Regions from separate parts of the Homo sapiens genome. Here region 1 is linked to region 2. The links are chromatin loops, found by intact Hi-C in ENCODE. Cell type or tissue: IMR-90. All regions are shown on one strand. Each heading gives the region's core, and the rest is flanking DNA. Links, peaks and the distances in the headings are about the cores only.

Region 1 (15,957 bases), core at 5,062-13,061, 160 kb before region 2:
TAAAGTTTTAAGAAGAAATGAATTATGAATTATATAAATGACATGTAACAATCATATTTTTTTCCTAGAATTATTATAGAGGGTTTTATTCATATTTTTCTTAATGTTACCTCATGCTGAATTCCTGGTATGAACATTATGTAGACATTTTATATTGTTCTTTTAACATGATTCACTATAGAATGAATTGAGAATATATCCCCCTTTATCATTCTTTTGTCATTTATTATTTTTATTTTTAAATTTTCAACTTTTATTTTATAATCGGTATACATCTGCAGGTTGTTTACAAAGGTGTGTCGCATGATGCCATGGCTTGGTGTAATTAAACCTGTCACTTAGGTAGTGAGTATAGTCCCAAATATGTAGTTTTTCCGCCCTTCCCTCCTCCCACTCTCCTCTTCTAGTAGTTCTGTTTACTATTGCCATCTTTATGTCCATGTGTAGCCCATGTTTAGCTCCCACTTATAAGTAAGAAAATAGAGCATTTGGTTTTCTGTTTCTGCATTAGTTTCCTTAGGATAGTGGTCTCCAGTTTCATCCATGTTGCTGCAAAGGACATGATTTTATTTTTATTTTTTTATGGCTAGATAGTATTCCATGGTGTATATGTACTACATTTTCTTTATCTAATCTACCGCTGATGGGCACTCGGGTTGATACTAGGTTTTTGCTGTTGTGAATAGCCCTGTGATGAACATGTGGGTGCATGTGTCCTTTTGTAGAATGATTTATTTTCTTTGTGTATATACTCAGTAATGAGATTTTGGGGCCAAATGGTAGCTAGTCTTTTGTTGAGGATCTTTGTATCTATGTTCATTGGGGATATTGGTCTGAAGTTTTCTTTTTGTCTTTGCCAGAGTTTGGTGTCAGGGTGATACTGGCTTCATAGAATGGGTTAAGTGGAATCTTTCCTCCTCAATTTTTTGGAATAGCTTCAGTAGGATTGGTACCAGCTCTTCTCTTTATGTCTGGTAGAATTCAGCTGTGAATTCTTCTGGTACAGGACTTTTTTTGGTTGGTAAATTCTTTTTTATTACTGATTCAATTTTGGAACTTGTTATTGGTTTGTTCAGGTTTTCGGTTTCTGCCTGGCTAAATCTTGGAAGATTTTGTGTTTCTAGAAATTTATCCATTTCCTCTAGATTTTTTAATTTGTGCACCTAGGGGTATTCATAATAGTCTCCAAGGATCTTTTGTATTTTTGTAGGATAAGTTGTAATGTCACTTTTGTCATTTCTGATTGTGCTTATTTGAATCTTCTCTCTCTTTTTCTTTGTTAATCTATCTAGTGGTCTATCAATCTGGTTTATTCTTTTGAAGAACCAACTTTTGATTTCTGATCTTTTGTTTGAATTCTTTTTATTTCATTCATTTCTTCTCCAATTTTAGTTATTTCTTTTCTTCTGCCAGCTTTAAGGTTCGCTCTTTTTTCTAGTTCCCCTAGGTGAAATGTTAGATTTGTCTACTCTTTTTTTTTTAATATACATAACATAAGAATTACTTGTTCTCTAAAAATATATTTGGAATCTCCAATAAAATTTCCTGGGCCAGTATCATTATTAGTGGTAAATCTTTATATCTTTTCAAATTATTCTCTAATTATTGCTCTCTTTGGATTTTTTCTTTTTTGTTAGTTTAATTCATTTGCAGTTTCAAATGTAATGTTGTACTTCTAATGACACTAGTTACTTCATGCTTTTTAGCATTCTCTGCAACTGAAAATATGTCATCTTTATTCTAATTTTATTGTACCTTTTTTTCCTTTTATAGGCTCGCAGATAGTTTATTTATTTTATTTGGATTTTCATTTAATTTTATTCATCAAGTCTATAGTGCCTTTTAATTTTTCTTTTAAATTTTATTACTAGTTTATACTTTTACTAGTATTAATCCCTTCATACTACATGATTGAGGTTGTTATGATCTTCTGTTACTTTCTTGAGTTTAATTTTCTTCTAATCAACAAATACTATTGAAGTTATAATTTTCTTCTGGTTCTCATGTATTTACTGAATTGCTATAATTTTTAGAAGGTATAGTTCTATTGGTTAATCTAAATACATTATATAAATATGTTAGGAAATGTAAATAAACATTGGTTATTTAAAACAATAATAACAATATGTACATTTAAAATACATGATGAAGATAACTCAAGTTGAGAATACAGTAAACTGAGTTAAAGTGTTATGAGAAATTTGTACACCTTAGAAGAAGTAAAATGCTAATTTAAAATAGATTTAATAAATCATGGGTTCATTTTTTAATCTTTAGAAAACTCATTCTCCCCTCCCCAGAAATAACACAATCTATAGTGAACAAGTTAATATAAAAGAAACATAGAAATATTTTTAAATGAGCTTTTAATTTACAATAAGTCAAGAAAGACAGCAAAGAAAAACAGGAACAAAAAGGAAAGATGGATAAAAGAGTAAGCAAATAGTGCTAGATCCAAATATGCCAATGACAACATTAAGAGATGAGGATTCTCTAATCTGAATGAAAACCAAGCCTAACTATTTGTTGATAACAATCTTGATTGCTGATTAAGAGGATGTTAGCCATTCCTTAAATATAAGAAAGGATGAAAATAAAAGGATATAAAGTGATATGCCATGCAATATTAACCAAAGAAAGAATAAACAGTCTTATTAAAATCATACAAAAAGATTTAGAGCAAGAAGCATCACTGGAAACAAAGATGGCATTTCAAAATGATAAAAGATTAAATACAGTGATAAAATGACACAATATTACATGTTTGTGTACCCCAAATGTAGCTTCAAACAGAAGAGCCAATATTGAGTAAATAAAATGAAAAATACGCAAATCCAAAAATCATACTAACCTATGTTACCATACCTCTTTCAGTAACTCATAAAAAAGTGGCAAAAAATCAGAAAGCATATAAAATATTTGAACAGCACCATTAACAAAAATGAGCTCACTGACATAAGATCATTCTACCCAATAATAGAATACACCTTTTTGCCCAAGGGCTGTGAAATATTTAACAAAATAGACTATATCTTGGACCTTAACCCAAGGTTTGAAAAGCACACTGAATATTTCTCTGATCACAATGTATTAAGCTAGTAGTAAATAACAGCAACGAATAAAATATCTTCAACGGTTTAGCAATTATATAAAGCACTTCTGACTAGCTGATTGGATAAACAAGTTGTCAAGGAACTTAGATAATATTTTGAGCTAAATGAACATGAAAATAAAACAGAGACTTGAGAAATGCAGCTAAAGCCGAGCTAAGTAAAATTGATAGACATAAAGGTATATTGTGGAAAAGAAGAAAGTCTGAAGAATCCATCTCAAGAAGATAGAAAATATCAGCAAATCCATTCCAAATGAAAGAGAATAAATAATAAAGATAAAATAAGTGCACAATAAAATAGAAAATAATAATAGATTCAATAAAACCAAATTTAGTTCTTAAAGAAAATTGAAAGGAAAAGAAAACTAATCAAGAAAAAATAAGAGAGAATTTAAACATGGGTCATTACTACATATTCTATAGGTTTAAGATAATAAGATGAGGGTATAATGGACAACTTTATACCAAAATAGACTAAATTCTTTAAAATGTAATTTTCAAAATAAAGCATGAGAACAAATGGAAAATATAGTTCTATTTCTATTTAAAAAATTAAATAAAACTTTAAATCATTACCCTGCAAACAATACCAGGTCCAGATGATTTTGCAAGTGAATTTTTCAAACATATACTTAAATTCTTTCAGGAAATAGTAAAACTACTCAAATTCTTTTATATGATCAGCATAATGACAAATCCTATAGCTGACGAGCATATTATAAAAAGACAAATTACATGCCGATGTCTCTTATCATCATAGATCCCAAAACTCTGGGCAAAATGTTAGTAAATCAAATTCAATATATTAAAAAGGATAATAATCCATAATCAAATTTGTGTTATTTGCAGGAATGCAAAGATAGTATGACAGTCTACAGCAGAGTTCCATCTCCAGGCCAGAGTCCTTCTTTCAACTGAATTTTGAACCATTTGCCTCTTTTGCTTCTTGATTTTCTCAATTTTATTTATTTATTTATTTATTTTTGAGATGGAGTCACTCTGTCACCTAGGCTGAAATGCAGTAGCGTGATCTCAGCTCATTGCAACCTCTGCCGCCCAGGTTGCAGCTAGTCTCCTGCCTCAGCCTCCTGAGTAGCTGGGACTACAGGCACGCACCACCACGTTAGGCTAATATTTGTATTTTTTAGCAGGGTCGGGTTTTCACCAAATTGGTCAGGCTGGTCTCGAACTCTTGACCTTGTGACCCGCCCTCCTCGGCCTTCCAAAGTGCTAGAATTACAGGCGTGAGCCACCGTGCCCAGCCTCAACTTTATTTTTAATATAATTTTCTTATTATTATTTTGAGACAAAGTCTCACTCTGTTGCCCAAGCTGGGGTACAGTGGCACAATCATGGCTCATTGCAGCCTCAGTGCCTGAGCTCAAACAGTCCTCTAACCTCAGCTTCCCAAAGTGCTGGGATTGCGGGTGTGCAGCCTTAATGTCATTTTTCATATTATTCTATTTTCCTTTCTATTGCCTTTTGAAAGTTTCTAGTCCCGAATTGGGGTATCTGTCAATCACAATTCCAAATCTCTCTCTAACAATATTCAGGCAGTCTTTAAACAGTGTTGGGCATACAACTTTCCCTATTGGATCAGATTCTGAGTTCTCTGACTCTTTTCTCTAGTGAAGCATATTTCAGTATAGCTTTCTATGCTCCCTTCAGTGGAAGCTGAACAAACTGCTGCACCGTTTGAAACTTGCATTACGACTGAAATTATGTAAACATTAGCCAGCCAGCCAGCCACATTGTAGTAGGTGGAATTACACAGAAAACAGAATATGAGTTAGAAGGTTATGTGCCTTTTAATGATTGCAATTCCATGGGAACAGGTCTGAGGAACGACAATCACCAGAAAACACAAGCAAATAAGTTTATGCTTCCTTCAGCTTCTGATTTCTTTTTCATTTTTTTAAAGGGAGTGAGGGAGAACAGAATTACAGGAGTTCATTAATAAGTGGCCACAGCTTTGTAGCAAGGATGAGTTTTTGCTTTTCAAATAGTACGAACCAGGAGGATATATATTGAGAGAGAATTTATTTGGGTTACCTCTGGTCTCATACTTCTCATTGATCAAAACTTTCCCCATGAAAGATCAACTTCCTTTTACTTCCAGGTGTCTCACTTGACCATTTTATCTTTGGTAAGTGAAGCCAAATCCTTCCAACTGCTATGTGGAACTTTCTCTGGATAGGTAGTTTTGGGAAGACCAAGGGTTACAAAATTTGGCATTAGGTAATGTTGCAACGGTTAGGACAAAGTTTACATAAAGTTAGTAGAGTGACAATAGCTAGGACTCTAGAATTGGTCTCTCTCATGGCCATAAGTGGTGACAGATGTGCTCAGGTAGCCCAAGTTTGCCTGTCATACTCTAGAAAGATATTCCGTATTTCTACAGTGTTGCCTTGCCTTTTTTTTTTTTTTTTGGGAGGCAGAGTCTCACTTTGCCACCCAGGCTGGAGTGCAGTGGTGTGATCTTGGCTCACTGCCACCTCCGTCTCCTGGGTTCAAATGATTCTTCTGCCTCAGCCTCCCGAATAGGTGAAATTACAGGCGTGCGATACCATGCCTAGCTAATTTTTGTATTTAGCATTGCCTTTTTAATGAACAAAATTATTTGCTGGTTTTGAATTTGATACTCAAGAATACTGTTAGATTGACTTTCTGACTTTTTTTTAAATTCCATACCATTTTATTTTTCATATCTGGGGCACACCTTTACCCATCCTAGCAGCACATACCAGGTTAGTATCCTCAAATAACGGATCTTTCACATAAGCTGAAATTCTGAATATATTAATAAGACCAGTGCTAATGCCAAGCTTTATCAAAACCAACAACTTTACCCAAACACATATTTTTCATATTTTATAGCACTTACAGTACAGTCATTATTTCTGTTAACATTTCTTAAGTGCACTATGCACTGCTCAGACATTACAAAACTTGGTGTGAGACTAAACCTGGATTCCTTTTAGATGGTTATAAATAATATTCACTGCAAAATAAATTTAGAAGTACATTTAGATGTCAGTGAAAGTGGAAAGAGAGTGGTTAGAAATAAGGGAAAAAAATGACCGAGATGCTAATTCATTTTACAAGTTATTTAACACTTCTTTTATATTCAAGTTACAATAATACTGGAAATTGTGTTATTGCCATAAAAGATGACTACTTCCTTTTAGCATCTCTATTTAATTGTGTTTAGAAAATGGATTCAACTTTAACTTGCCACTCATGGCTCTTAGTAAAACTTGGAAGGAGTTACTTTTCAACTCTCCACTCAGCATGTCCCAGCGGGCGTGAGAGGAGTATTACATTCTTCTGACGCTTGGCATAGCGTTCTAAGAATATATCAACGCTTAAAAGCAGTTACATTAGGAAAAGTGAATATTTGGATGAAGCGAGGGCACTTTTCTAGAGAAAATAGAGCAGCCCCTAGGAAGGTGCTTGGCTGGTGCTCAACAGTAATGCAGGGAGGCAGCTCATGCAGGAGGGGGAGGGGTGTAAAGAGGCAGCTCCTTCTACTCCTCACAAACGAATACCTTAAGCTAACGGTACAAAATTACTCCATTATTATATTCATGATCCTTGCCAAACCAGTAAAGGACAGACTCTCGTGTGTCTAAACTTGTGATCTGATCTAAACTTAAAATGGAGATCCCCGAACCCCACTCTCCCACTCAGTATTTACTAGGTTTTCAATTAGTTCTTCAAGCCATTTTAATGAAAACTGAAGTTTGAGTACTGTGATTGGCTCAGAATCTGAAGGTTAAGAGGTTATCCTCTAGAGGTTAAGAGCATGGACTCAGTGCTTATCTTGGGATGATAATTTTATTTCCCTTGTGTGCCTTTAACACAGCATAGGATGTGTGCTCGATGAAGGCTGGCTGTAATGACAGTCGTCAGACCAAAGCTCCATAGTTCCAATGCCTTTGCTTCTTGTGTGCTGACTTTAAATAAACTCATTTCCCCTTTAAGAATGCTCCAAATGATCATTTTCACTGGATTTAAAACCTACAGAATTAGGTGTATATTTTTAATTGAAAAAATAAGCATCCTGCATTTTTTTTTCAGAGGCCAGGGGCTTCTTTCTTATGATCTAGTTATGTCACCACACATGAGAAAGCCTAGAATTCTTTAAGTAGAAGCATCTTTGTCCAGTTGTGTTCAATGTGAGAGAGGCACAGGCTGAGTTGCCCCCAAGTCACTGACACATGAGTAAGCAATTCGGAATTATTTGCAGCCTCAGAACAAGTGAAGACTAGATCTCAGATGGACAAGGAATGAAGGAACTAGCTGAGGAGAGAGGAGCCCCACTGAAAAATGAATCTAGGCTATTTTCATAGAAACAAATTATTTGAGCACCATATACTGCATTATTTACACACTTCATTCTGACTCTGACTTCAAGAATAACTAACTCCATGAAATGAATGCCATATACATTGTATCTAATGTCATTAATACAAATTTAAAAAATAAATACTATTTTTAAACAATTGATTTTAGGTAAAATGAAGTGATTGTGCTCCACATAAAATTGTGAGTTTTCAGCTAGACAATTATAGTTTTCTTGGTCTCAAGTCCTCAATACTTGGAGAAACTGCTGGAGCAGTAATCTATTTCTTACATTATCCTCAGCAGCTAAATGCGTTTTCAGTTTTTCTTCCTCACTCTTGGACTATTGAAAATCATTACCATTGCAGCAAGACTAATTTTTGTACCATTACAAATACTGACATTTATTCTTAATGACTCTGTGTGTGGAAGCCAAAAAGCTATTGCCATCGATTGTATGCAGAAAGTTCTTTTAGTCACAATTATAGCATTTGTAGAAATTTTAAAATCTGAAATTGCAGATGTCTTGGATGATAAATTCTCAATTATCAGTAAAATAAGAAAGATGATTTTCTAAAGCAAATTTAAAAACATCTGGAACTTAACGTCTAATTTTGACCCTCACTATGATGTTTTTTTTTTCTCAATTCCAATATAAAATGGTCTTTTTATAAGATCACACTCACCTCCCCCAAAGTGTAGCAAAGATTTCCTGGGATTCTGAGTTCTCTAAACAGATTTTCTCAAATAAAGTTTGAGCATTGATTTTATATAAATTCCCTTTAGTCTGCTAGAATTTCACATGTGATCCTTTCCCTAAAACACTTTAGTGCATTATTTTTTACTGAAATGATTTAAAAACCTTCTATTGTCCTTCCTGCCAACTTATTTCTTTCTCCACTTTCCTTATTTTCCCTTAAGCCTAGTTTAGGGGAGACTCAACTATTTAGTGGAAGATAATGATTTCCAGGTTTTATTTATTTATTTATTTATTTATTTATTTATTTTTCTTTACAAACTCATCCCTATTTCCAAACAAATATCATCTCTGGAAATATAAGCCCCTTACTCTTATACCTCTTGGTCAAATTTCTTGCAGATACAACCAAACCAACTGTTAATGGATTTGTGATTGAAATTGCTACATTAGTCAAAGCTTAGCCATAACTTCTTATGAGAAGTTTCTTTTTTTATTTCTGTCATCTATATTGATAAAAATTCTTCTTGATCCTCCATAACACTTTATTTTTAATGCACTTATCACATTACACTATAAGTCCTATTTATTTGTCTGTATCCTTTATTAGACAATAGAAACTGTCAGCCTTGTGCCTAGCATAATATGTGTCTGAGTGCCGATCTCAGGACCTCTCAACCTCCATAATTGCATGAAATATATGTGTATTGTAATTATATATATATGCTATGTATTATTATAAGATTATATATTATTATGAGAGAAAATATTAACAAAATATCAATAAATATAGGAGAACAGAGACTAATACACCAAGTAATTAATGAGAGGGAGAGAAAAGGAAAGGAGCAAGGGAGGGAAAGAAGGTGAGAAAAAGAGAGAACCAATACAAACTCTGAATTTTGTATTACAGGCTGGAATTATTTCAGATATACCAATTGCATCAACTTAAACATGTCAAACACATTTACTAATATCACCAAAGCTATAGCTAGAATAAAAATAGATCTGCTTGCTGAGCCAAAATTATGCACAACACCCTATCTGCAATAGGAAAAAGCTTAATGAAATGGTGGGAGTAAGGGAAGGGGATACTGACTGTGTGGCATACAAGGCTAAATTTGAACACCAGAGGGCGGCAGGGCATTTTCTCATTTGAAATATAGTCTCTAAATTCTTGCTGTAAAAATCATTTGAAATCAGCCACGTTTACTGAATGGCCACTGTATACAGACCCTTGAATAATATGTTGAAGAAATTTCTTAAGAAATAATATATACAGCTCACAAGATTTAAATTGCAATAACTTTTAAATCTACCATAGAACCTATGTTTTCTTATTTCAGTCAATGTTTCCTAAATCAGTTAAAACCAAAGTTGCTAATGCTCATGCCTCTTTTAGCATCAGACTGTAATTTACTAAGTGGCATTCTACTTTCTTTGTCCAAATTCTTTCTGAATAAATGACAGTGACTAAATTAGTGCTAATTCTCTTCTCCAGTATTCAACCTGCTTCACATCATAGTTTTCAGAAAATCACTTTTGTTCTTCATGTGAAGAAATACAAGCAAAATTTTAGAGCTAGAAAGTAGACAAGATCATGGAAACCAACTTTTTGTACCTCTTTATTTTGCAGATGAAGCAGCTGAGAAGAGAAATATCTTCCTAATATCATACTATTTTCAAGTGCTACATTGATCAATATAGTAGCGATTAGCCACATGTTGCTATTTAAGCTTAAATTACAAAAAATAAAATTTTAAAATGCAGTTTCTCAGTTTCACTGCAAATGCTCAATATAGCTACATATGACTAGTGACTACTGTATTATTCAGACAGATACCAAACATGTTCCTCTTTGCATAAAGTTGTTTTCCTTTTTTAAAAACTATACATTTATCTTAACCACATTGTAATTTATGTTTAATTACATTGCGTAATTCCAATGTAAAAAAAATTGTGTCTTATCCATAGACTTCTTTGGAGTATTTTCCAAGTCTACTCCCCCATCTTCATTTCTATAGCCACTACTGCAATAGGCTTTTATCATTTCATATTCTTTGGTGTGATCACTGCAAGAGCAGTCAACGCTGGAGAAATTTTTGCTCCTCTAATTCAATAATAATAATAACTAACATACATTAAGAACTACCAACTACCAGGCCCTTTGTATATACCTTATATGAAAAATTGCATATTTTTTTTTAACTTTTATTTTAGGTTCAACAGTATGTATGCAAGTTTGTTATACAGGTAAACACTTGTCACTGGTGTTTGTCATGCAGATTATTGTATAAAGTTCTTTAAAACAGTGCTAAACCAGAGAAAGAGCTGGAATAAAACCAGATCTCTTGAGAAGACGTGCCAGAGAAATTGAGCCAGAAAAATGAGATTTCAGCAAACACAAAGAAAAAGAAAGTTTCAAGAAGGAAATAATACAACAGGGGTGTTAGGCAGGTGGAAAATGAAAAGCATTCATTGATTCTCTTGTTTCAGGAATCTCGTTAAATAACTATATACAGTGCTTCTCAAATCCCAGGATCCTAAAATAATATCCTGATTTTCCAGAAAGATAATATAATTGTAACAAAATGAGGTGTACTAAAGTTTAAGACAAAATTGTATATAATATCAATTAATTAGCATTGACACATGTCCAATTTTAATTTTTTGTCATGTAAACTTTACAAAATGCTTGCAAAATTAAAAACTGAAGGAAAGCTAAACTAATATGGTGCCTTATAAGGACATCGGCCACTACCTCAGTGGTACGCAAGCATTGTGTACCCTCTGCAAGGTATTTTATTCACATTAAATTCCCATGTTGGTGACCCAGGCAAAAGCATTAAAGTGGGAAGAAAGAGCCTAAGGCCAAATACCAGAATGGAATGAAAGAACAAAAAGGATGAATGTAGAAACATCAACTATTAAAGACCAGGAGTTTGTTTCACTGCACTGACTACTTTAAGATTAATAGATGAACTTCAGACAAGTTCACAGATCTTCTGAAACCACGTACAAAACTTTCTAGGTTTGGGCATTTGTTTCTTCTTCTGTAGATACAGTGCATAGTGTATCATTTGAAAATAAAGAAAAAAAGGTGAAAACTAATTGAGCAAGGTCCATGAGGAAGCAGGTAAGAAAAGGAATCAGGAAGAAAGGGAGAAGTAAGTCTTCCTTCTCAGAGTTACAAAAGCCTCAGTTTTGGTCATCGAAGTGAAGAAAGGTGGATAGGCAGAGAAACGGTCTTGAATAATCAGATCATGGAGGCCTGAAAAATTGTTTACAGACCTTCACATTTCTTCTTGATTTCTCTGAAGCTTTCTCCAAATATTTTTTGCTATATATGATCGCTACATAGAAAACTGTATTTCTAAAACCATATAATACATTGTATAGAATATATCTATAAACAATGATTATAAACTAATTTATCAATAAATACTAAGTAAGCACTTAAGCTGATTGTGATCAGTGCTATGTTTTAATATTCTGGTCTTGTACCAAGACCAGAACCCTCCAAAAAGAGATCTAGATGCGGTATAACTTTAATGTTTTGAAAACATTTAGTATGTTTGAGAATCTTCCTTTCCTTTGTTGCTCATGTTACCTCTCTCCAGCCTGTCCAAAGTCCTCATTGTACTTTACAATAAGCAGTCAAGTTCCTAGGCAGCCTGTCTAATTACAATGCAGCGCTGTTTTCCTCTAGCCTGTCCAGATTAATTTTACTGTAAAGTATATATTTGGAAACCATTGTTATTCTGTTATTGTTTTGATTGTCCTGAAGGTCTCTATTATCAACAATCCAAAAATAAATAAAATGTAACATTTTTAAAGTAATTACCATCTTGAAGAGCCCTATTGCATCATTTAGTCTTTCTAATTACTTTAGACATATGTACTATACATTATTATCTTTTTTTACAGATGACTTAATATAGGCAACAATTCTTGAGTCTCCAAAGCTCATAATTTTAGCTATTCACTCCTACAGCCTATCAGTCAAAAACAAATAAACATATATCTGAGTGTCTAAAACACTGAGACCTAGTGGTAAGAAAGAGATACATTCTCTGTCTCCTTGAGTGTCACACTCTGGGAAGAAGGTACAATTAAACAAATAGTGACAAAACTAATAACTTAATTATAAATGGAATATGAAAGCCCATAACTTGGCCAGCTAACTCAGTCTGGTAGGATGCAGCAAAGGATTCCTTAAGGGCTTAAAAAATGGACAAACAATTGAAAAGAAAATACAGCTAGAGGCAAAATAGCTTGAGATACTTTTGGAGACGTCCCTGACTCATGATTAAGTAATAATTAATTCTTCATGCTTTTGTATAAACAGAAGAAACACATTAGTATGTTGAAGAAAAATCCTAATTTCTTTGTTTGTAAACATTCTAGAATAATGGATTTAGATGATCAGTTTTTTTAATCCCAGCTGGTATTTGTTGTGCAGACAGATGCTGTTGCTCCTCCTGGAGCATTTCATTCAAGTTGACTGATGATTCCTTCAAGATTTGTTCCTCCCTAAGCTATGATATTGAGGGAGGAGTCCTGGAGGAAATTCTATTCTGTTTCCTTGAAGAATGCAGTTAGTTTTGGGAGAGAGTTGGCAGTGCAGGAGAGGTGATAAGGTAAGGTCTGTAACTCATCCGGAGGGCTCAGTTGAATGGAGAGGTGGGGTTTGGAAGGATGATGGTAGGAAATTTCTCAGGTTATAGCTATAATGCAATATTGATTTAACAAAAGAAAAGCCTATTAATATCTGGTTATTTTTCTGGAAATTCCTCTCATACCTGATGAGGTGAAAAGATGGGGATACCATCTATTTGGAGAACCGCCTCTTTAATTGCTGTTTTGTGAAATATATTACTCCAGGTTTATTTTTTTTTTCAGGTGGATTAAAGAGATAAAGCATCAATCAGGACAAAAGTTGGGACATTGTTTATTATCTTCATATTGGTGTGACTGCGGCCTAAAAAATTATATATTTATTTTCAATGTATTTTTGTGTTTTATTAAGATAAACATGAACATAGTTTAAAAAGTTAAATAGTCCTAAAAGACATAAAACTCTCTCATCTTCCTGAATTCTCTTCCTGATAACCAATTATTTAAATCATTTTAGTGGTTTCACCTGTAATGTTCTACCACATTTACAAAAAATAGATAAAAACTGCTGTCTTCTAATTCATCCATATTAGATACTATCTATAACATTTCTATTATATAAAATTAACATTTTACCTCTCATTCATTCACTTTCCATGCAGTCATTCTGCCACTGTGGCTATATGACACTGATTACGCCCACACTGGTTATTTTCATAATTATGATTCTGTTGAGTCAGAGAGTACTGTAATCATATTGCTTCAAATATATGGGTGTGTATATATATATATATATTTGTTTTTCTTAGAGTTAATATTTGGATAACTTTTTAAATGTATTTTTTTAAACCATTGGCCAAGTATTCTGACACCTTTCATTTCTGTAATACACCATTGTTCCTCTACCTCCAGTCTGCAGCAAGTACCCTGGGGGCCTCCTGTGCATCTCCCTTTCGGCACATCCATTCACATCATGAGGAAACGCCTCTTTGCATTTCTCATATATTGAAACCTTGTTTATTCGATACCAGGAACTGTTTCATTTTGCTCCCTCTTTGGATATATTACACCTTTCAATAACTTCTTTAGCAAGAATACATAAAGGTGAAAAAGTGCATATAAAATACATTTTGGGGAACTTCCATGTTTAAAAATTATTTGTATTCTCTCATATTGATTTATGGCCTGAATGTGTATAGAAATCTAGATTAGAGATAAATTTTGTACAGAAATTTGAATATGCCACTCTATTGTCTTCTGGATTCCAATGCTGCTATTGATACATTTGATACCATTTACAGCCCAATCCCTTGTTCTTGTTTTTAATCTACAGACTTTATTACAATCTCGCTAGTGCCCATCAATGTCATTTTTCTGGTTCAAGATCCATTTCAGGCAATCTGGCAAGATGGCCGAATAGGAACAGCTCCAGTCTGCAGCTCCCAGCAAGACCAACACAGAAGGCGGGTGATTTCCGCATTTCCAACTGAGATACCCAATTCATCTCATTGGGACTGCTTAGGCAGTGGGTGCAGCCCATGGAGGGCGAACAGAAGCAGGGTGGGGCATTGCCTCACCCAGGAGCCAGGGGACCTCCCTCCCCTAGCCAAGGGAAGCTGTGAGGGACTGTGCTACCCTGCCCAGATACTGTACTTTTCCCATGTATTTTGCAATCTGCAGATCAAGAGAGTCCCTCGTGTGCCTCCCTGGGTATCGAGCACAAAACTGGGCTGCTGTTTGGGCAGACACTGAGCCAGCTGTAGGAGTTTTGTGTGTGTGTGTTCCCCAGTGGCACCTGGAACCCCAGCAAGACAGAATCATTCACTCCCCTGGAAAGGGGACTGAAGCCAGGGAGACAAGTGGTCACACTCAGCAGGTCCCACTCCCATGGAGCCCACAAAGCTAAGAACCACAGGCTTGAAATTCTCACTGCCAGCACAGCAGTCTGAAGTTGACCTGGGATGAAGGAGCTTGGTAGGGGGAGGGGCATCCACCATTACTGAGGCTTTAGTAGGCGGTTTCCCCCGAGAGTGCTAAGGAGGCTGGGAGGTCTGGACTGGATGGTATTCACCACAGCGTGGCAAATCGGCTGTCACCAGACTCCTTCTTTAGATTCCTGCTCACTGGGCAGGGCATTTCTGAAGAAAAGGCAGCAGCACCAGTCAGGGGTTTACAGATAAAAGTCCTATCTACCTGGGACAGAGCACCTGGGAGAAGGGATGGCTGTGGGCGCAGCTTTAGCGGACTTAACCTTTCCTGCCAGCCAGCTCTGAAGAGAGCAGCTGATCCTGACAAGGAGGATTCTCCCAGCACAGCATTCAAGCTCTGCTAAGGGACAGACTGCCTCCCTCAAGTGGGTCCCTGACCCCTATGCCTCCTGACTGGAGAGACCTCCCAATAGGGGTCAACAGACACCTCATACAGGATAGCTCCAGCGGTATTAGTTTGGTGCCCCTCTGGGACGAAGCTTCCAGAGGAAAGAGCAGGCAGCAATCTTTGATGTTCTGCAGCCTCCATTGGTGATACCCAGGTGAACGGTCTGGAGTGGACCTCCAGCAATTTTCAGCCAACGTGCAGAAGAGGAGCCTGACTATTGGAAGAAAAACTAACAGGCAGCAACAACATCAACATCAACAAAAAGGACCCCCACAAAAAAACCCCGTCAAAAGGGCATCAACCTCAAAGATCGAAGGTAGATAAATTCACAAAGATGAGGAAAAACCAGGACAAAAATGCTGAAAATTCCAAAAAGCATAATGCCTCTTCTCCATATGATCGCAGCTTCTCTCCGGTAAGGGCACAAAACTGGATGGAGAATGGGACTGATAAATTGACAGAAGTAGGCTTCCGAAGGTGGTTAATAACAAACTCCTCTGAGCTAGCGGAGCATGTTCTAACTCAATGCAAGGAAGCTAAGAACCTTGATAAAAGTTTACAGGAACTGCTAACTAGAATAACCAGTTTAGAGAGGAACATAAATGACCTGATGGAGATGAAAAACACAGCACAAGAACTTTGTGAAGCATACACACGTAGTGGAATCAATCAAGCAGAAGAAAGGATATCAGAGATGGAAGGTCAACTTACTGAAATAAGGTGTGAAGACAAGAGTAGAGAAAAAAAAGAATGAAAAGGAATGAAAAAGCCTCCAAGAAATGTGGGACTATGTGAAAAGACCAAACCTACG
Region 2 (15,957 bases), core at 4,766-12,765:
CCTACACTATATGTTTTTAAATCCAATGTAATTATTTTAAAAATATGTCATCTTCTTGAGAGTCTATACTTTAGAATTTGAAAAAAGAAGTAAATGTAGATATTCAAATCCATGCAGATGAGTAAAACAGGGAAAAATGAGAAAAATGTTTCATGATAATAAAATATTATGTCAGGCACAGCTGGTCACCCCTGCAATCCCATCACTTTGGGAGGCCGAGGCTGGAGGATTGCTTGATCCAGGAGTTCTAGATCAGCCTGGGCAATAAAAGGAAAATCTGTTTCTACAAAAAAATTAAAATTTATATTTCATATATTGATTTAAGCTCTACTAAATGACTATTCTTTCAAGTCTAATAGACAGTGTATCTTTTAGGGCTCAGAGTAAAGATAATTTATTGAGGACATTTTGAATAGGATGAATTAAATGCTTTATTGGTAAGTGATGCCTTTATCTGAGTGATTCCTTCTAGGTAAATATTATGGGACCAATCTTTGTAAATGATCTTTGCATGGAACAAAATATTATAAAGTTGAAGTGATGAATTTGTTTCCCTCTTAACAAAATATGTATTCTTGTTACCCCATTTACAAACTTGGCTCATGGTAATTCAGGTAGGAAAAAGGGAAGTGGCCTACTCAGGGATCAACTGGGAATAAGGTTCTTATAATCCCATGAGATCAGCTGACAGACTTTTAGGAATGAACACTTGTAGAACAGCTAGGCAGAGAAGTGCCTTTCAAAATTTATATTACATCTCTACTATATTTCAGACTGTAAAATATTTTTATAAAGTGTTAAAAGCACAGATAAATAAATTTGAGTTCAAATTAGTATAGTGAAAGGAAGTTTATTTTTCCCAAATATTTCCTTTACTCAGTATGTGGTCTTAGTCAAATATTAATTTCTTAAATATTGCTTTCCTGTAAATTAGTAGTATTTACTTCTAAGGACTATATTATATGTTATATATAGAGTATATTATATATTAGGAGATATATATGTATATACATCGTAATTTGTTTTTTCCAAAACAGCCACTTTAGTGTCTTACACATGATAAGTAGATATGAGTAGATGTTCAATAATGGTATCTAGGCATTTAATAACTTAGAATATTATAATCAAAATGCATTCTTTTTTTTTTTTTTGAGACCGAGTTTCACTCTTGTTGCCCAGGCTGGAGTGCAATGGTACGATCTTGGCTCACTGCAACTTCCGCCTCCCAGGTTCAAGCAATTCTCCTGCCTCAGCCTCCCGAGTAGCCGGGATTACAGGCATGAGCCACCTCGCCTGGCTAATTTTGTATTTTTAGTAGAGATAGGATTTCACCAGGTTGGGCAGGCTGGTCTTGAACTCCTGAGTTCAGGTGATCTGCCCGCCTAGGCCCCCCAAAGTGCTGGGATTATAGGCGTGAGCCACCATGCCCAGCCTCTTTTTTTTTTTTTTTTTAATTAAGTTTCAAGGTACATTTGCAGGATGTGCAGGTTTTTTACATAGGTAAAGGTGTGCCGGTTTCACTCTGTTGCCCAGGCTGGAGTGCAGTGGTACGATGTTGGCTCGCTGCAACCTCTGCCTCCCAGATTCAAGTGATTCTCCTGCCTCAGCCTCCCAAGTAGCTGGGATTACAGGCATGTACCACCATGCCCGGCTAATTTTGCAGTTTTAGTAGAGATGGGGTTTCACCATGTTGGCCAGACTAGTCTCGAATTCCTGACCTCAGGTGATCTGCCCACCTCGGCCTTCTAAAGTGTTGGGATTACAGGTGTAAGCCACTGTGCAAGGCCAGCAATTATGCTGTTACAAGGAAAAATACATACGGAAAAGTTTACATCTTGCTAACATTACTGATAATATTAATGTAACAGTCTTATGTATGGACGTCTCCTTAATGCTAACTGAGCAGTTTGTTAAGGGATTTTCATATGCTCCGTTTAAATCCTCATGACCACCATTTGAGGTGAGAACACTAAGGCTCAGAAATTACCTAACCTTTCCAAAGACTCACAATGGTTACTAAACTTGAATAACATACACATTTCTTTTATAGGAAAGAAATCTTATATATTCCAAGAATACGTTTGCACATACCCCACACAGATATACCTGGTGGTTACGCTACCAAGCATTCTATCAAATATGTTTAACCCTTAATGGAGCTAAAATAAAATTACATTTGCAATCAAACATACTAAATCATGTAATTACAGCTAATAGAAAACAACAAAAAAAGAAAGATGGATGACTGTTTCAATTTTCTTCTTGGACACCAATTCCTGAGGGGTATATTGTGTTAAGTCAAAATAGAGATTTTGGTGGAAGTTTGAAGACATTATGAAAAGAGTACCTATGCATTTAAAGTGTTTTTGAAGTTGTTTTATAGGTTGAATGACTTCACTTTCCTGGTCTAGGAGTATTATTGCACTACTGTGACTTGACTTTGCTATGATTCGCATATTTTGTTTTAACATTAAAAAACTGAAATGGGAAAAAGGCCTTCCCCAAGGTAGAAAAGATTTGAAAAAAGAGGAATGGTGTAATTAAAAGGGAAATATGTATAAAATGTCTAGGGTGGGCCAGGCGCGGTGGCTTACGCCCGTAATCCAGCACTTTGGAAGGCTGAGGCAGGCTGATCACTTGAGGTCAGGAGTTGGAGACCAGCCTGGTCAACATAGTGAAACCCCATCTCTACTAAAAAAAATACAAAAACTATCCAGGCATGGTGGCCAGCACCTGTAGTCCCAGCTTCTCGGGAGGCTGAGGCAGGAGAATTGCCTGAACCTGGGAGATGGAGGTTGCAGTGAGCTGAGATCGAGCCACTGCACTCCTGCCTGGGCAACAGAGCGAGACTCAGTCTCAAGAAAAAAAATTAAAAAAATGTCTAGGATGAAGTTTATTCTGAAATGGAGAAGAAACAGGGAATGAAGTTACACACGTTGAGATCCTGGAGCTAGCAGATGGAGAAGTATGAAAAGCAAAGTGATCTTGTGCAGGATAAGATGATGGTGTTCATTGGAAGTATTTATATATCTTGGAAAATAAAAATTTAGATATTCTATATTGGAGGAGTACAAATATTTAGAGCATCACAAATTGATACACACAAATGAAACCTAAATCACAGTACTTATTGTCATGAAGACTCAATTATCTAAGTCAGTTAAATTGTCTAACATCAGTAATGCAAGAAGTTGACTTTTAAGGGTTTTAAAACAGTTTTGGAAAACTAATTTATTTTACATTATGTTTATAATAATTTTTGCATGCAATTTTTTTAAATATCTATTATCCACTTAGATACTGTACTTTGGGATATAAAAACCATGGGAAATTTGGCCCTTGAGTTCTATGATACGTCTCAATCTATTTTAGTGATTTGTGGATTGGTAGCTTATCCTCTAGACTAAGTGGTTAAGGTTTTATCAGCACTGCAATGAGATAATCATCTCACACCTGTTAAGATGGCTGTTATAAAAAAGTGAAAGGTGTTGTTGAGAATGTGAAGAAAATGAAAGCATTGTCCACTGTTGGTGGGAATGTATAATAGTGTAGCTGCTATGGAAAATAATATGGAAGTTCCTCAAAAAATTAAAAATAGAACTACCATATGATCCAGCAATTGAAATCAGAATCTCAAAGAGATATATGCACTTCTGTGTTTACTGCAGCATTATTCACAATAGCAAAAATATGAAAACAACCCAAATGATCATCAACAGATAAAAGAGTAAAGAAAATGTGGTCTGTATATAAAATAGAATATTATCTAGCCTTAAAAAAAGAAGGAAATCTTACTATTTGTGACAGCATGCATGGACCTAGAAGAGACATGCTAAGTGAAATAAGTAAAGGGACACGAAAACTTTTGACAGTGACAGATATGCTTAACAGGTAGACTGGCAGATAAGAAAAAACAAAGTTAAAGCTGAAATTTCCAACTGATTTATCTTAGCCTAGGGATTAATCATTAGATCCGGTCTAGTTGGCCTCCAAAATGTGTAGGTCAGGAGTTGGCATCCAAGTTGGTATTGGTGCCATTGAGGTTTGTAGGGAGGGAAGACCTGGCAGAGATCCCAAGGGCAGTGGTAAGCGGCTGCTGAGTCCCTCCAGGCCAGTTCCAAGAACTCACAACCTCACTCCTCTCAGCATTTATACTCTTCCTGGAATTTAAAAGCAATTCCTTCTTTCCTTCCCTCTTTCTTTTTTCCCTCTCTTCCTTCTTCATAAAGTTTTATTGTAGACATCAGATATAGCAATGAACAACACATGGAGATGTGACGCCGATTTTAAGAGATAATGAAGAGATAAATATTCGCCACTATCCATCATTGTACCATAAGATATGCTGTGAAAAACAATAAAACAGGACAGAGAATTGAGAGAAGGAGGTATTATTTAAAGTGGTCTGAAAAATTTTATACAGGGTATTTGAGTAGAGACATGAAGTAAATGAAAAACTAAGGGAGCTAGCTAAACAACTGAAGAATCATTCTAGTCACAAAAAACAGCAATTGCAAAAGCCCTAAGGCATATTTGATGTATTTAAGGAGAAGCAAGAAAACCAGCATGGTTGAAATACAGACAGCAAGATTGAAAGCAGAAGATGAGGGTTTTTCTTGATTTTGTAGGGATTACTAACCTGCGTCGAGGGCTGCGTGATAAACCAATGCTAAAATTACCAGCATGGGTACAACTTTGGAAAGGGATGAGTGTGCTCTTTTTTAACTGGATCTCTTTCTGGACATGGGTAACATAAAACCAGAAAAAAATGTTTGAGAAGTTTCTAATTTCTATACAAAAATAATGTTTTTGTCTTTTTTTGTGATTTAGATGTAAATGTATATGTACATGCATGTATATGTATTTATGTACTGATTTACTATTTATGTATATGTAAATGTATTTATATTTAAATGTCCTATATTCTCTTCCTGTCTGTAATGGATTGGATTCTTGGAACCTCTTACTATTTGGGGCAGGGGGCAGGGCTAATAAGACAAAGATTACAATTGAGAGTAACTTTAAATGTTTGCATTTTGGAAACTTAATGGTGGGAGTACAGTAATATTTTGTATATTTCGATCAATTTTGATGTTTATTATATGATTATTTCTCATGAAATAGTGGTACTGCATAGATATAAATGACTACTGCCTAGCAAAACAGATACCAAGGAGACACCGCATGTTGTCAGGGTTGACCGGTTGCTAACTGCTGTGATTTTGTTCTCTTACTGACTCTTTCTGCCTTACGGATCTCAAAACACGCTAGTGAATTTAAAAATTTATATTTTGGTAAAATATATATAACAAAATTTACCATTTTAACCATTTCAAATGTACAGTTTAGAGGTATTAAGCACATTCATGTTGTACACGATCACCACCATCCATCTTCAGAACATTTTCATCATTCCAAACAAAAACTCGGTAACTATTAAACAATGACTCCACACTCCTCTCTTCCCCTATCACCCAGTAACCACTATTCTACTTTCTCTATGAATGTGACTATTCTAGGTACCTCATGTAAGTGGAACCCTATAGCATTTGTCTTTTCATGTCTGGCTTATTTCACTTAGCATAATGTTTTCAAGGTGTTCATCCGGGTCGTAGCATATATCAGAATTTTATTCATTTTTAAGGCTGTGTAGTATTTTATTGTGCATTTATACACATTTTGTTTATCTGTTCATCTGTTGATAGACATTTGGGTTGTTTTCACTTTTTGGCTACTGTGATTAGTGCTGCTATGAACATTGGTGTACAGATAACTACATGCGTCCCTTCTATTAATTGTTTAGGATGTATACCCTAAAGTAGAATTGCTGGATCATGTGATATTTCTGTTTAATTTTTTGAGGAACCACCACAGTGTTTTCCACAGCAGCTGCACTATTTTATATTCCTATCAGCAATGCACAAGGGTTACAATTTCTCCACACCCTTGTCAATGTTTCTTTTCCTTTTTTTTTTTTAAACAATAACCATCCGACCAAGTGTGAAGTGATATTTTATTGTGGTTTTGATTTGCATTTCCCAAATGATCGGTGATGTTGAGCATCTTCCCATGTACTGATTGACTTTCTTTGGAAAAATGTCTTTTCAAATCCTTTGTTCATTTTTAATCTGCTTGTTTATTTTTTGTTGAGGAGTAGGAATTTTTTACATATTGCCAATGTTAATCCCTTATCAGATATATGATTTGCAATTATTTTCTCCCATCATATGGATTGCCTTTTCACTTTCTAGTAGTGTTCTTTGATGCACAACAGTTTCAATTTTGACAAAATCCAATTCAGCTCTTTTTTTCTTTTGTTGACCGTGCTTTTGGTTCCATGTCCATGTGCCAAATCTAATGTCTCGAAGATTTTTCCCTATGATATTTTCTTAGAAATTTACAGTTCTAACTCTGACGTTTAGGTCTGTGATTCATTGGTGATTTTTTAAAAATTCCTATATAATTCGTAGACTCTAAGAGAGTTTCCAGCTTTCCCATACCCATTGTCCCCAGAGATCTGGTTTTTAGTCTGAATGTGCCTTACTCTGAACATGTGCCTTCCATTTCAAGAACTCCCATTTCATTTTGTTTTGTTCTGTTTTTTCTTTTATACCAGTATTAAAACTTTTGAGTTGTTGTATAAATATACTAGCAATTTAGGAGAATTCCTGATGGGAAAGAATATCCTTGCCTAGCTAGTTAATGAATTTAGGGACCCTTCATTTTCTAATCCTAGATATGATTAAATCAAACAAGGATTCATTGTGCTGTAGTTGTAATCCACACAGACCATTTTACAAGGCTTTGCACAGAGAAGGTGCTTAATACTTGAGTAAACAAATTGAATTAATGAGTAAGAAAGAAAAGCTATCTTGTTTTCTCAACGGTCAAGTAGATCAATGATTTCTACTATTTAGAATCTTAGATTTATTTTAATAAAGCAAGTTCAAAAATCTCCTCTCTCTGTTAATTTTTAGTAAAGTCACTTATTTTTCACTCAGTTTTGTTAAAGTGTTTTCAGAAGAGTTTGTTACCGAAAACTGAAGTTTTAAGGTTAGTGTTTATACCACAGATATTTCTTGTTTTTAGACAATCCTTGTGGAGGTTAAGTCCCCTAGGCAATACCTTTTCCCACTGGGGAGTTACAAGCAAATGAAAAATGGTGACTATTTATGGAAACTCCAGGTCACTAAGTAAATTTTGCATTTTCATGAAAATATGACATATGGACATTTAAAAAAATGAACAGGTCAATTCATCAGTTAGAATAATAAAAAGAAGTCTGTAAATAAAAGTTAAGCACCTTTGTCATTGAATTGTTGTGAACCGTTTTTGCCTATGCACTTGCTTTATCTCAGAATCCAAGCCTCCTGGTCAAAGTTATATTCCTAATAAATTTAAAAATAATAATTTAATAATTTTAATTCCTTCTGGAATATAAATTTGATCAGGAGTCTTGGATTCTGAGATAAAGCAAATGTTTAGGCAAAACACTTCCTTCTGGAATATAAATTTGAGGAAGGATAGGAATTATTTTCTTCCTATTCATTTGTGATCCTGTGATTGTTATCTAATTTGGAATATTCTTCATGACTCCAATCCTATTTATATCTGTGAGGTTCTGAAAATTCTGCCCCAAAATGGCAGAAAGTAAGAAATACTATCACACATTTAATTCACCCTTAAAAAAATAGCCATACCCTTTATCTTTGAATATATTTTTAACAACAACAACAGAAAGAGAATGCATTTTAAACAATATCACATGAGTTTCATCATATTCCCAGATTATGGTGAGGGTTCCTAGATACCTTGCCATAATCACAGCCTTTAGTTCCAAGAGAGAGCAGAGAAATAAGAAACACAGGAAGTCATATCTATGAACATGTTAGTTTGCAAAAGGTTTGTTAGTAAACTCATGTTATTTATACCATAGTACTTTACCATCTCCAGATGAATTTCCACTAAATAAACTGTTCCTTTAGACTCCTCAAACCAGATTACCCCCTTCCTTTGCTAATATAGATTCTCAAACAATGTCTTCATCAAAAATCTTATGAGTAGATGTCACTAGTTTTGACAATGTCCACAAATGTTCCAAAGAATACTTTGGCATGCATGCTTCTTAACTCACTTATTTTGATATTGAATTAAAGGGCTTTTAACAATTCCTGCCCCATCAGGAATATTTCATCAGCAGCTGTTACTGTGCTTGGATTTTGCCTTCTTGAATGAATACCTAGTCTTTTCTCACTTTAGCATTAAGTTCTGGAGCATCCGCTGCTAATGAAAAATCCTCTGACTCATGCTAGAGCATTTTCATTTTTTTAAAAAAACAATGTTCCTTGTATCTTGCTGGCTATTGCCTAAGCTCATTATTTTAAACTTTTGCATAATTCTGCTCAGTCCTAGAGGGTCATCATTACTGTCAATGATTAAACTTTTATGCACTTGCCACATTTATTATTTTCTTACTTTCGATCATTTTATTATTTTTCTTTGGTTCCCATGATATTCCAATGTTTTTGTTATTAAATCTTTCAACATCCTCGGTGTGTTCAGTGTATCCACATTTATCAAACCTGATGGATTTAAGAATTTATATAACCTTGAAAGCAAGGCCCACATCCTGTAGACACTGAATAAACTAATGAACTTTGTATTGGCAGGACTAAAATGGCTGTGTGTGGCATATATTGCCACCTGTTGGTAGAAGGCAATGTAGTCTTGGTTTTGCTATAAGCATACATTTTAGTCTTTAAAATATTCTGAGTTGAAAGCTCCCTAAGAAGAAAAGGTTTTGTATATGCAATACAAAAGCTTTTCTATTATAAAGTAAGCAAATATATTCTCGTTCCTAAGAACATTAGCTTTAGGTATACAAAATCAACTTAGAAGAAAGTTGCTAAAATCACTAATAATAACAGTTACAATGTATTGTGCACTGAAAGTGTAACAGGAAATGTGCTAAGTTATTAAAATTCAGTGTCTAATTTTTTCCACTAAAATAACCTTAAAGGATTATCATTTTCAGCTCCGGTTTGCTATATAAGAACTGAGCTTTAGAGAAGTTAATTAAATTCCCCAAGGACATAAGCTAGTAAGCAGTAGAGATGGGATGTGAACCCATGCCTCTCTCACTCTGGAGCCATGAATTTAACAACTGGGTTATGCTGTCTTACTATTTTACTGCAGATCTATATTTTAAATTAAAGCCATAAACATGTTTGGCAAGATAAAACATAGGTAACAAATATACTCCACATAAGATTTTCGTAAGGTTTTGTGTTTATTGGCCAACTCATGGCTTATTATTTAAAAATTTCAGTCTGTATAGGGAAGAAGGATAATAATCTTGCTGTTATTTATTTAGCCTAGGCACTGTGGTAGGCACTTTACCAAAACCATTTCTATTCTACATGATAACTTTATAAGACAGATATATTTCTCTCTTTCATTTATGGGGAATTTGCATAATGCTGCAGAGCTAATTATATGGAATAAACAGGAAATTCAAACCTAAGTCTGCCTGGTGCCAAAGTTATTACTATGCACTTTCTCCTAAATCATGTTGATGTTTTGAGGGAAGTGGATACATGTATAATAATATTGGAAATACATTTTCTCTCTAATTATTTAAATAAGGGTATAGAACCTGTTCTGCAGCCATAAGTCTGTGATAATTTTGTGCTCTCAATAAAGTCTTAACTAACAGAGAGATGGGATTTAACGTGAACTAAGAAGTATTTTCTGTCTTCCTTTATACATGCTGTACAGATAAGACTTTATGAATTTTTTATTAAAACGTTCAGATATGCCAGCAAATGTTGACACTAATCTTAAGTTTTCCCAGGGTAATACACTTCTTAAGATTATAAACTTTAATTTCTTTTTTTTTTTTTCTTTTTTTTTTTTTTTTGAGACAGAGTTTCGCTCTTGTTGCCCAGGCTGGAGTGCAATGGCCCGATCTCAGCTCACTACAATCCACCTCCCGGGTTCAAGCAGTTCTCCTGCCTCAGCCTCCTGAGTAGCTGGGATTACAGGCATGCGCCACCATGACCAGCTAATTTTGTATTTTTAGTAGAGACGGGGTTTCTCCATGTTGGTCAGGCTGGTCTTGAATTCCTGACCTCAGGTGATCCGCCTGCCTCGGCTTCCCAAAGTGCTGGGATTATAGGCGTGAGCCACCACGCCCGGCAAACTTTCATTTCTTATAAACTTGAGGAATACTATATTTTAAAAGGCTATACATAAGACTAACTTCTATCTTAATAATAAAATAATAAATATAATATAAATGATTATTACAGGGTATTATGAAATACCCAAATCACAATATTTTAATAATCATAGAATTTAGAAATAGTCCCTATCAGTTGTCTGAATATAAAATTATCGCATATACAGCTTAATTTGTTTTGCATACCAGTTGTTCAACTACTATAAAATGCCATAAAATTGAATGATTTTAGGACATGAAATATTGAACTACTCTTGTTGAAGTTATTAAACTGATTTGCCATCTACCAAATTAAGCATTTCTAAGAAATAATAATTATTTTAAGAATTTATTTACATGATTAACATAATGTTACTTATGAAGGATGCAATGGTAAGATTTCAGCAATCAGGCAAGTATTTAATGAAAAGTATTTGGTTTCATATATATTGTATTTGATTTCATATATATTGATACACTTAACATTAGAGGTTCTAAAATGAGTAGCCAGCCTGCCTGTTTTTCTTGTGATATTATACTTGGCATACTTTGTTTTTATAATCTAAAGAAGAGGTATTAAAAAAAGAGTCAGAGTGCTTACCATTGGCAGTTCCTTTTAACCTTTTAATTTATAAAGACATTGCAATCCCAATGAAAATAAAAATAGAAATTTTCCCATTTGGAATTAGATAATCTGGATCTAGTTGGGAAATTGTACACACATAAAAGAGTAATATCTAATAGCACCAACCCTAATACATAATGTTATTTTATGCAAATAGGGTAATTAAAATAGTATGGTGACCTACATAGATAGTTCATTGGAAGAAAATACGATATCCAGAAATAGACATAGTTACATATGAGAATTATAAAGGTAGCATCTTAAATAGGTTGAAAGAAATATTATTTAATAGTTATCATTGGGACACCTGGGTAGTCATGTGGATAAAAATAAATTCAGATTACTGCTTTGCCACCTAACCCAAGATACATTTTAGTGGAATCAAATATTTAAAATAACATACAAACCACAAAACTGCTAGAAGAAAACATGTGAAGGTTTTGTTTTCTTTTTTCTTTTCACCTGAGATGGATAATATATCAATGTCATTACAAGGTTTGAGGGAGGAATATCTCACATATGCATGTGAAAACCCAGTCATCACACTTATGAAGTACTTGAAGTAGAAATTATTTTCTAAGATAATATAAAACACAGGAGCCACTGGAGAAAGGATTGGTGAATTCAATTTAATTAAAATGTAGATGCTTTTAAAAGATAAACTACCATAAACCAAAAGAAACAAAAACAGCAAACTTACAAAAATATTTGTATTGTATACCACAGAAAAAAAGCTAATTTTATTATTTTGTTAAGAGTTCCTAAATTAATAAAACACTGATAGTCTATTAAAAAAGTGGACAAGACTACATACAGACAGAGCACAGAAAAAAAAGCACAAATGGCATCTGAGGATATGAAAAGATCCCTGACCTCACTCACAAAAGAAAATGCAAACTAAAATGATAAGAATTAAGAAGTTTTCGGCCGGGTGTGGTGGCTCATGTTTGTGATCCCAGCACTTTGGGAAGCTGAGATGGGTGGATCACATGAGGTCAGGAGTTGGAGACCAGCCTGGCCAACATGGTGAAAACCTGTCTCTACTAAAGGTACAAAAATTAGCCGGGTGTGGTGGTGGGTACCTCTAATCCGAGCTACTCAGGAGGCTGAGGCAGGAGAACTGCTTGAACCCAGGAGGCAGATGTTGCAGTGAGCTGAGATCGCACCAAGGCACTCCAGCCTGGGCAATGAGAGAGCGACTCCATCTCAAAATAAATAAATAAATAAATAAATAAATAAATAAATAAATAAATAAATAAAAGTTTTATTCCCCACTTATTAGGCTCACAAAGATGAAAAAAAATTTATGAAATACTTTATTGAAGGTATGTGCAAACAATCCCTGACACATTGTTTGGGGAGAGCATGGATTGATAGGCCTTTATGAAGGAGTTACCAATATACCAATAACCTCCTTGGTAGTTTCAAAAGGTGGCATCTTTCCCTGTTTGGTATTGGAGACCCAATACAAGAAATGGGAAAGTGAGCATCAAGCAATGCAAGCTTTATTCGATGGCCAAAGAATGGAGAAGTGCAAGTATGGCGCACAAGCTAACTTCTTGACTAGTGAGGAGTGAGGAAATTGAAATAGAAAGTATATCTAATGAAGAAGTTGGTCATTAAGAGTGAGGGGAGGAATGTTCATGTCTTTTCCAGAAATAGGTGGTGAACTTCTTGGAACCAGAGTGCCGCCTTCCTTTTTGTCCTTTTATGGCTTCTTCTGGTCATTGTCATGGGGATTATCAACTGTCATGGCACTGGTGGGGGTGTCATTTAGCATGAAAATGAGATTATAATGATGCCTGAGGTCTTCTTGAAGTCCTTTAGTCAACTATCTTGGTTCTAAGCAATCTCAGCTGCTCTGGTTACAAATGGAACATTTTACCTGTTTCTTAAAGATCAGCAGAGTTAGGGTAGGATAGAAATTCAGCTATGGCCCTGTAGGCGTTACACTAGGTAACAAAAGAGAATTCGGCAATATTTTATTATGGCAAATTAAAAACGCACATACAATTATGACTCAGCAATTTCACTCTGAAGCATTTGTCTTACAAATAAAATACCGTACTGTGAAACTATTCAAGAGAATGTCCTCACTTATAAGTGAGAGCTAAATGATGAGAACACATGGACACATAGGTGGGAACAACACACACTGGGGCCCATTGGAGGGTGGAGGGTGGCAGGAGGGAGGGGATCAGGAAAAATAACTAATAAGTACTTGGCTTAAGACCTTGGTGATGAAATAAGATGTAGAACAAAACCCTGTAACACAAGTTTCCCTGTGTAACAAACCTGTGCATGTACCCCTGAACTTAAAATAAAAGTTACAAAAAGAGCCCACAAAAGAGTAGGTTAAAAAAAGAAAAAAACTAATGAGAAGATAATTATTGTAGCTTTGGGAAACAACCTAAATGTTCTACAGTGTGGGAATGACTAAATAATTTGGGTACAGCTGTACAATAGGACTTTATGAAGCTGCTATAAAAAGAAGTAGCTTTATACATGCTGATACAGAAAGATTTCCAAGTCTGATTTTTAAGTGACGAAGGAAGGTATGAAACAATGTTTATATAGGGTATTATTTGCATGAAAAGAAAAATGAATAGATGTATACATGCTGATAAAACCACATGGATGGATACACAAGGGGTTGGTACTGTGGTTGTCCACAGGGGAGGAATTTGGATGGCTGGGAAACATTGAAGAGTGAGAGAATTATTTTTCGTTATACATACTTTTGAGTTTTGTGGCTAAATTTATTCTTCAAAAATAAATATAAGAATGCTATTTATGGGGAAAAAATGGGAGTCATAAACCTGCAATTTGGACCTAACTTTTCAACTTAAAAATGTTCTGTTCTTGGAGTTACTAACTGCTCTGATGCTTAGGATGATAATCAAATAATAGTTCCTCTAAAATATGTCTGGAATGAACTTGAATGAATGAATGAATGAATGTTTTTTGCAAACCATTATGTGTGTAAAAATGTAGAGTATTAATATAAGGTTTATTTAGAATAGAGTCATCTGCATTAAAGAAACTTCGTTATACAAAAATCTAAATAAAAAAATGTTGTACAGTAGCTCTGAGGAGGTGGATGACCCAAACACTGAGAAAAGAAAAGAGGCAGAGGCTGAGCAGGATAGTTCAGTTTGAGGTAAAGAAGCAGCCTCACCCAGCCTCAGACAAGACTCCAGGGACTGTGTGAAAAACCTCATTTTGGCCAGGCGCAGTGGCTCACGCCTGTAATCCCAGCATTTTGGGAGGCCAAGGCGGGCAGATCACAAGGTCAAGAGATCAAGACCATCCTGGCCAACATGGTGAAACCCTGTCGCTACTAAAAATACAAAAATTAGCTGGGCGTGGTGGCAGGCACCTATAGTCCCAGCTACTCAGGAGGCTGAGGCAGGAGAATCACTTGAATCCAGGAGGCAGAGGTTATAGTGAGCTGAGATCATGCCACTGCACTCCAGACTGAGAATCTGTCAAAAAAAAAAAAAAATCTCATTTCTAGGCCTATGTTTCCCAGAAATATGTCATGAAAATAAAACTGCCCTCCCAATGGGAAAACATATATATGCACAAAAAGGTAAATATTTTTAATGTTAAAGTTACTGCATAATTCCTTTAAAGAGTAATTATATATTTCTATTCATTTTTGAAAACCAGTTTTAGTAAAGACAAAGTTAAAAGATGACAAACTGGCAAAAGAAAAAAAAAAGAAATTTTTGTGAAAAGGTATCAATATCCTTAGCGTGTGCACACACACCCACACACACACACAATCCCTTGGCAAACAAGAAAATAATGAATATTTCAATAGAAAAAAGATCAAGAGACTAAAGACACTGACCAAAGAAGAACTAGAAATGTTTCACGAAATTCACATTTTAGATAAAAACGTTTTAAATATCAAATTATGAAGTTTTTTTTTAAATGACTATACTTAACATTGTGGGAAAATATATGCTTACATGTTGCTAAAAATGATATACATTTTTATAGCCTTTCTGGAAACATTTTGTCAGTATGTATATATATATAAAAGAAGACAGGTTGGGTGTGGTGGCTCATGCCTGTTATCCCAGTGCTGCCAAGAGGCAGAGGTTGCAGTGATGGAGTGAGCCGAGATCATATCACTGCACTCCAGCCTGGGTGACAGAGAGAGACTCCATTAAAAAAAAAAATTAGCCAGACATAGTGGTGCACACCTGTAGTCCTAGCTACTTGGGAGGCTGAGGTGGGAAGAACACTTGAGCCCATGAGGTTTGGAGGTTGCAGTCAGCTATGATTGCACCACAGCCTGGGTAACAGTAGGAGACATTGTCTCTTTAAAAAAAAAAATCAGTAATTTTCTTGGAATAGGTTAATTTCATTTATTTTTTTCTATGCTTTTCAGTTTTCTAAATTTTCTCCCAATGAAAATTTGCTATATTTATATTCAACCATATTAATAACCCCAAATTAGTCACATGTGCAACTTTCTGCAAATAAATGTGTCTTGGATTTAATGGAAATGAAATCTTTTCAGTATAGCTTCTCCCTGTTATTTGCGTACAAGCTTCAAACTGCATAAACTATTTTAATGGCAAAAATTAAGTTAGGGTTAATCAACCATCTAGGATTGTATCTGTGCCTAGGTTTCTAAAACAATTAAATACTTGATCGCTTTGTTGGATGTTCAAAGATTTGGCAATTTGTCCTTAAATATATGTTTCAAATAAAATATCTACAATTTTAAGGTGCTTAAGTACTGGTGAACATGTCAAAATGTGCCTAATGTATTTTTAAGTTCTGCTGTGAACTTAAAAACTTTGGGATTTGTGTAATCCCAAATTAGAGAATTTTAAACTTTAGTTGGTGTCCACCATATTGTCCCCCTTTTCATCCATCTGACCAAACTTTTAACCTTCCTGTTTATGGCTGGGGAAAAAAAAAGCTACTTTAATTAAACCTAAGCAGATAGTGTTGTTTTTAAATTGTATTTCGATGTCACTAAAATGGGGAAACAGGTTGTAATAGCAGAATCCTTATATTTTTTGCACATATCAGCCTCCATAAAAGGATGGAAATTGCTTTGTTTTTCAATGTTTTAATTTTTTTAATGAGG

What was found. Peaks named below come from ENCODE experiments on the same cell type or tissue, not always from the same donor. Only the 100,000 strongest peaks of a DNase experiment are listed, where the experiment ranks them.
Region 1: a loop joins it to region 2, with 13 times the contacts of the local background. A loop is called at or near these places in 26 of 110 quality-filtered maps.

What each region holds. Positions count from the first base shown.
Region 1 is chr2:166,510,220-166,526,176 of GRCh38, reverse strand. All of the region lies in intron 1 of LOC124906087 (a long non-coding RNA gene), which reads right to left. Among named protein-coding and RNA genes, the nearest start is that of SCN7A, 24 kb to the right of the region's middle. RefSeq lists a silencer at 15,013-15,266. In IMR-90, for the core only: a CTCF peak has its summit at 9,273 (motif pointing right); no DNase peak of the experiment used is centred there.
Region 2 is chr2:166,354,182-166,370,138 of GRCh38, reverse strand. The region is part of intron 1 of SCN9A (sodium voltage-gated channel alpha subunit 9); the gene reads left to right. It overlaps LOC124906181 (small nucleolar RNA U13), which reads right to left and starts at 11,409; the gene lies at 11,306-11,409. In IMR-90, for the core only: a CTCF peak has its summit at 8,708 (motif pointing left); a DNase peak (open chromatin) is centred at 8,288; H3K27ac peaks cover 308 bases.